Regions from separate parts of the Mus musculus genome. Here region 2 is linked to region 1. Evidence: chromatin loops called from intact Hi-C (ENCODE). Cell type or tissue: gastrocnemius. All regions are shown on one strand. Links, peaks and the distances in the headings refer to the core of each region. The heading gives the core; the rest is flanking DNA.

Evidence for each region. Peaks named below come from ENCODE experiments on the same cell type or tissue, not always from the same donor. Only the 100,000 strongest peaks of a DNase experiment are listed, where the experiment ranks them.
Region 2: it touches region 1 in a loop (2.3-fold over the local background); 9 of 42 quality-filtered maps call a loop at or near these places.

What each region holds. Positions count from the first base shown.
Region 1 is chr1:131,471,220-131,474,128 of GRCm38, forward strand. The region is part of intron 2 of Srgap2 (SLIT-ROBO Rho GTPase activating protein 2); the gene reads right to left. Among named protein-coding and RNA genes, the nearest start is that of Srgap2, 55 kb to the right of the region's middle. In gastrocnemius, for the core only: no CTCF peak of the experiment used is centred there; no DNase peak of the experiment used is centred there; H3K27ac peaks cover 68 bases.
Region 2 is chr1:131,522,462-131,525,341 of GRCm38, forward strand. It overlaps Srgap2 (SLIT-ROBO Rho GTPase activating protein 2), which reads right to left. Exons shown (of 23, transcript NM_001081011.2): 2 at 2,477-2,880. The coding sequence starts at 2,543. Among named protein-coding and RNA genes, the nearest start is that of Srgap2, 3.5 kb to the right of the region's middle. In gastrocnemius, for the core only: no CTCF peak of the experiment used is centred there; DNase peaks (open chromatin) are centred at 1,509 and 2,261; H3K4me3 peaks cover 2,366 bases; H3K27ac peaks cover 1,889 bases.

The sequences.
Region 1 (2,909 bases), core at 161-2,660:
TTATGGTGCAGTTTCTTAATTAAAGATTGATGAGGGAGGGCCCGGCCCATTGGTGTGGTACCATGCCTGAGCAGGTGGTCCTAGATGGTTTAAGAAAATAGAGCTGAGCAAACCATGAAGAACAAGTTTATAAGAACACTCCTCCATGGCCTCTGCTTCTGTTTCTACCTCCAGGTTCCTGCGTTAATTTCTTGCCCTGACATCCCCCAGTGATATATTGTGATCTCAGAATTGTAAAATGAAATACCATTTCCTCCCCACATTGCTTTTGGTCTTGGTGTTTTATTACAGCAAAAGAAACCCTTACTAAGACAACTTCTTTACCAAAACACCAACAAAGGACTCCAGTTCATCTCCATTCTCATCTCGAGAACCACATACAGTGCCACAAAAGGTGGCAGAGTGAAGACAAAGTTCTCAACAGATCATCTACAAGGGATCAAGACACTAGTCTCAAAAGCTCAGTCTAGCCTCTCCCTAACTACCACTCAAGTAACAAGCCAGCAAAGCAACCAGAAAACTTGCACCACTGCCAGGCAACTTTAGCAGAAAGGAGTGGTCCACTGAAAGAGCTACCAATGCTGGATCCCAGGAAGTTGTATAGGGGCAATGAATAGAGGAAAGCATTCACCAGGGGATTAGTATTGTCCAGGGCAGAATCTACACACCTCTGGAGATTGTGAGGCGCCACAGGCAGTTGCCTTCCTCCTTTCTCTCAAAGAATAACAAGCAGGCAATCAGGCCAGAAAACCACTTAGGACGTTACTCTTTTAAAAAATCTTTATAGGGTCAGGGGGAAATGGGTCTCTAGGCAGTGTGTATTCCCTGCAGAATCTTGGAGATGAGGTGAGAATCCCATTCCAGATCTGTTTAACACTTGTGGTCACTTGTTCCTATCACTGGGGGACAATGTTTACTTCATTTAATTTATCCTAATTCTGGTCACCATTATCAAAGATTGTCATCCATCTGTACCCTCTCATAGAGTCTTAAACACAGCTTGTCATCTGTTCTTCCAAAACAAAAATGTCAAAGACAACATCAGGAAGAGAGGAAGAGGGAGGCAGGAAAGGAGAAAGAAGGAAAGAAGGAAAAAAGAAGAGAAGGAGGGAGGGAGGGAGGGAGGGAGGGAGAGAGAGAGAGAGAGAGAGAGAGAGAGAGAGAGAGAGAGATCAGTCACCCTACTTCTAAAATAGCAAAAAAAGTGGAACAGGAAGAATAATTAGGGAACTAATATACAGGCTTAGTTTTATTTCCAGAGCTGGGTTAATATCCTTTTACTTATGTGTAAATGAAATTGCCAATTAAAAACACTACTAGGAAAAAACAAAAAGAAAAAAAAGGAGAAAAGCAGGACTAAACTCTAAGATATTTTAACACAGAAAATAAGAATTGGTGAGGATTTAACTGCCTCACTATTTATGTTGTAAGTTGCCTTTACCTCAAAAGGATCAGGGAATTCGCCATGGGTTAAAAGAAGGTAAGTCAGAATCTAGCACAATTCCAGCCACCAAAACCATCAGACGACTTCTAATCCTGACAGCTCCTCTAGCTTCTCTATAAGAAAATCTATAGGAACCAAAACTCAGCTACTCAAGGATTGACTTCTCTCTATCAAAAGATTCCACAAGTGACTGAGACTCATATGTGAGAATCACCCAAAAAATAACCTTACAAAGTCAGGAGATATAAAATAGATACCCAACCTAAACAAGAAACCGTCTACAGACAATCTCCTGGTTCCTAATTTTATGAGTTTTGTTTCACTAGGTATCTTTTTTTTTTCTTCAGACACACCAGAAGAGGGTCTCATAACACATGGTTGTGAGCCACCATGTGGTTGCTGGAATTTGAACTCAGGACCTTCGGAAGAGCAGTCAATGCTCTTAACCACTGAGCCATCTCTCTAGCCCTTTACTGAGTATCTTAAAGCATAGCCTTAAATCTTTCTGCTCTGTATTTTGGTTAGAAAAACTAAGTTAAAATGGGCTTTGTAATTAAAGCAAAATGAATCTTTCTAGGTGGCACAGCTACACTGGAACTTCACTTGTTTCAAAATATGTATCTGTCAAGTTCAGAACCTTTGCTTGGATAAAACTCATGTAGTAGAAGCATGGGTATAAAGATGATTGCAAGTATAATACGCTATAGAGAGAATTAGAGACGGTATCTCCTTCATGAATGATCAAAGTGTCTTCTAAATCAAATGAGGATACCCTGTATCACAAACCAGATAGCAAGTAGTTAAATAAACTTGTCTTTTTATTAATCTCACTCCAATTACACTTTGGTCAATTTAAAAGCACACTCCTACCAATGTTTGCTTTTTTTTTTTTTCCTTTTTAAACAGTCTGTGCTCACATCATCATTTAAAACAAAAGACCTTACATGCTTACAAAAAGAATGGAGATGGGCCAGCTTCAGGACACATGCTACTTGGGGAGGAATGACTGTCTCTAAGAAATAGCTCTATACCTCTCTGACAACCCCACAATAAGCTAGCTATACACAAATGCCTGAAATAATGAAGTTTATCAAGAAAATGAACAGTTGGCAAAATCAAGGCTTCTAGTCCAAAGGACTAGGCTTGCAGCTGGTTTGGCCAGTCATCAAAAAATCTGAATTTAAATGGCAGACACATTCACTGTGGCCTGTAACAAAACAACTGGGGTGTCAAAGGCTCATTTCCTTTACACCCTATACATCTCCTGCCAATAAAAAGAGGAAGCATGTTTTGGTGTTCATAGCACATCTTGGGTAGTTTCTATTCTCATCAGTCAGTCTCTGGGATTTTCCACATATTACTGAGTCATTACCCATCTATACTGACCTATAATGTGCAGAGAAAGGCTCCTGTTTAGAGTCTGGAGAAAAAAATGTCAATCTCAAAGTTCAAGAACTCCCACCGC
Region 2 (2,880 bases), core at 381-2,880, 51 kb after region 1:
ACTGATGTAGAAAAGCCTAGAACACATACTAAGCACTCAACAAATAATAAATAAAACAAGGAAGGTGCCACTTTTGACTGTATGACCTTGAAAGGGTTTTTTCCCTCTCATAACCTCAGTTTCCTTAGATGACAATACTTCCTGGAGAGAGGTGACAATTACATAGACCACTCACTGGGGTGCCATGGTACATGATGAACACCCAAAGTAAACTGTTAGCACACGGCTGCTATACATCACTATTACAGATCACACACACTTGCCTTAAGAATTGTTTTCACCATGAACAGATGATATTTTTACTGGGAAGGTACAGAAGTCTGTCAAACTACTCCTACCTTCTACACAGCTACCACCTAGCTGTGTGACCTTGAACAAACCTCTCCAGTTCTCTACCTCCTCCTCAGCTGTAAACTGAGGGACTAAACCAAGTCAGTTCCAAAAGCATTCATGGGTACCTCCTCCAGCGAGAACTCAGGGTCAGCCACCTACCAAATTCTACATTCCTGAATAGTCAATGGAAAAATATTCACACACACACACTCACACACACACACACACACACACAAAACGGTCTCTAGTCTGTGGCAGGGTTGAAGAGAAACTCCAAATAGCTAAGTGCATTACATCATCTCAATGAGCAATATTTGTAAATACGCAAAGTACTTAATTTTTGAGACACTCATAAGAAGCCTATTACCAATTTTTAAAAAATCAGCAAATTCTGATACCTGTTAGCCCTGAACCTTAAAAAAAAAAATCACCAACATATAAAAAAATCACTTTTCATCTTAGTCAAATGTGTGCTTATGGAGAACCACCTGGGAAAGACAAAGTTATTAACACTCCCTATGGCAACAGTTAAGAATAGGATGTATTTTTTCAATGATATATCTGGCTAAAACCACAGGGAGTGCATTACAAGAGCAGAATGTGCTGCATCTGGACAGGACATAGAGGCCAGTGGCCATTGTTTACAAAAACAGGCTGGGATTATGAATAATGACAAGAGGCCAGGACCTCAGTTATAACTCACAACCACACCTCTCTCAATTCCAATCCAACTGGAGCTCTCAGCATTCAACTACCCCATTCTTGTAATAAATCTGACCAATATTTGCAGTCAAATGGATTGAAGGTCCCTTAGGGCATCTCCTGCATTGACCAAACTGATAATATATATTCTAAAAAAAAATCCTGAAGACACAATGATGACTTCAAACTGCCTTTCAACCTTCTAAGAGATAAAAGGGACTACCCATTTCACACTCTCCCTCTAACCCACATCCAAGGCAATCATCAGAGGGGAGACATGGTCTTTACCAAGTCCTCTAAGATAGAAAAAGGTCTCCTTGCATTGGTGCAGGGAATGGAGTAGGGGCCCCTCCCTCTCTACTCTGAAACAAAGGAAAAACCCAGAGTTCCAACCATGTGGTTTAACATTCAAGGCCACCCACCTCTCCCACTTCCCAGCTAAGGTCTCAATGAACTGTAGCCACATGGCTCTTCCCAGTGACTGGTCAGAAAGGGGCAGTGCCTTGCACAAACACAGACTAGGGCTCCTTCACTGGCATGACACCTCCTAAGGGAAATGCCCGAGAAGGGAAAGCCATGTGGGTATAGGTTTCGATTTGAGAAGCCAATTTAAGCAGTGGACTAGATGAGGAGACAACACTTGATTTCTCCAGGTCCACATTCTGCCTTATCCCTTCACGTTTTTGCTGAAAGGAAATGGACCTTTAAAAAGCATGTATTCTGGAGCAGAGGGCAACAACGCAGAAGGGTTAAACAATTATGTCTTCCTATTTTCCAGTTTCAGCACCACTCTGAGAACCTAACAGCCTAACTCTGTTAAGGTTTAAGTGAGGGGTGGAAACCAGTTTGGATGGCCTTATTCTTTCTGGTCTGTGATCTTTGATTGTATGCAGGGTGACCACGGGCCAGACAAGTACTAGGTACACCCAATATGGCTAGGGACTTCCTGAATTCAGTGTCTTGGCAAATCTCAAGCTTTAATACAGTACCAGAAAAACCCCACCTCTCCCAGGTCTCTCCAAATGGTTTCCCCTTCCCAAGGTTGCCTTTCCACCTGGGCTTCTCTACAACCTTTGAAATAAATGTCCAAACACCTGTCAGATTTCAGCTGTCCTTCAAGGAAGCTTGACTCAAGACACCCAAAGGCAAATAGCAGCTTTTTTTCTCTCTCTCTCCCCGGAGAACCTCCTGCCCCTCCCCCACCCTGCCCAGCCTTTGGGAAAAAACTGCCAAATTAATGGTCAGCCCCACAAAGATATTCCTAAAGCCCTCTTCTAGTGCCTATGGCCCCTGACACTGCTGATCCACCTATGAAACCACCTCTGGGGTCAACTTACCACCTGCTCCACCCAAGAAACAAACGCCCTGAAAATTGGGGTGGAAACGCATGCTTCACCAGTCCGCAGAACATATGCTTTATGCTAATTTTCAAAATCCTTACCTTTGACCTGAGTATCGTACTCTGCGATGATCTCCTTATCCTTTTTGAATTTGGCTGGAGACGTCATGTTTTCCTTCTTTCTTCCAAATCCGAATTGTGAATTGATAGATCCACGGGAAAAATCCAACCACTGATATCAATGCCTCCAAGGCCACTTCTCCCACAGGCAGAGAAATGCCCCGCGGTGGTATCCAGAGCTCCAGGAGAACACGAGCGGCGGGATGGGCAGCCGGCTACTGCACACACATGCAGACTGTGGGCGCTGAGGCCGGGGGTGGGGAAGTGGGGGGCGGCGGCGGCTGGCTTAAGTACTAAAGCCCTAACCACAACCGCAGCATTAACCAGGAGAACTGCAGCGCCCGGAGGCTGGCCTGGGGTCTGACATCAACGACACAGGCTGGGAG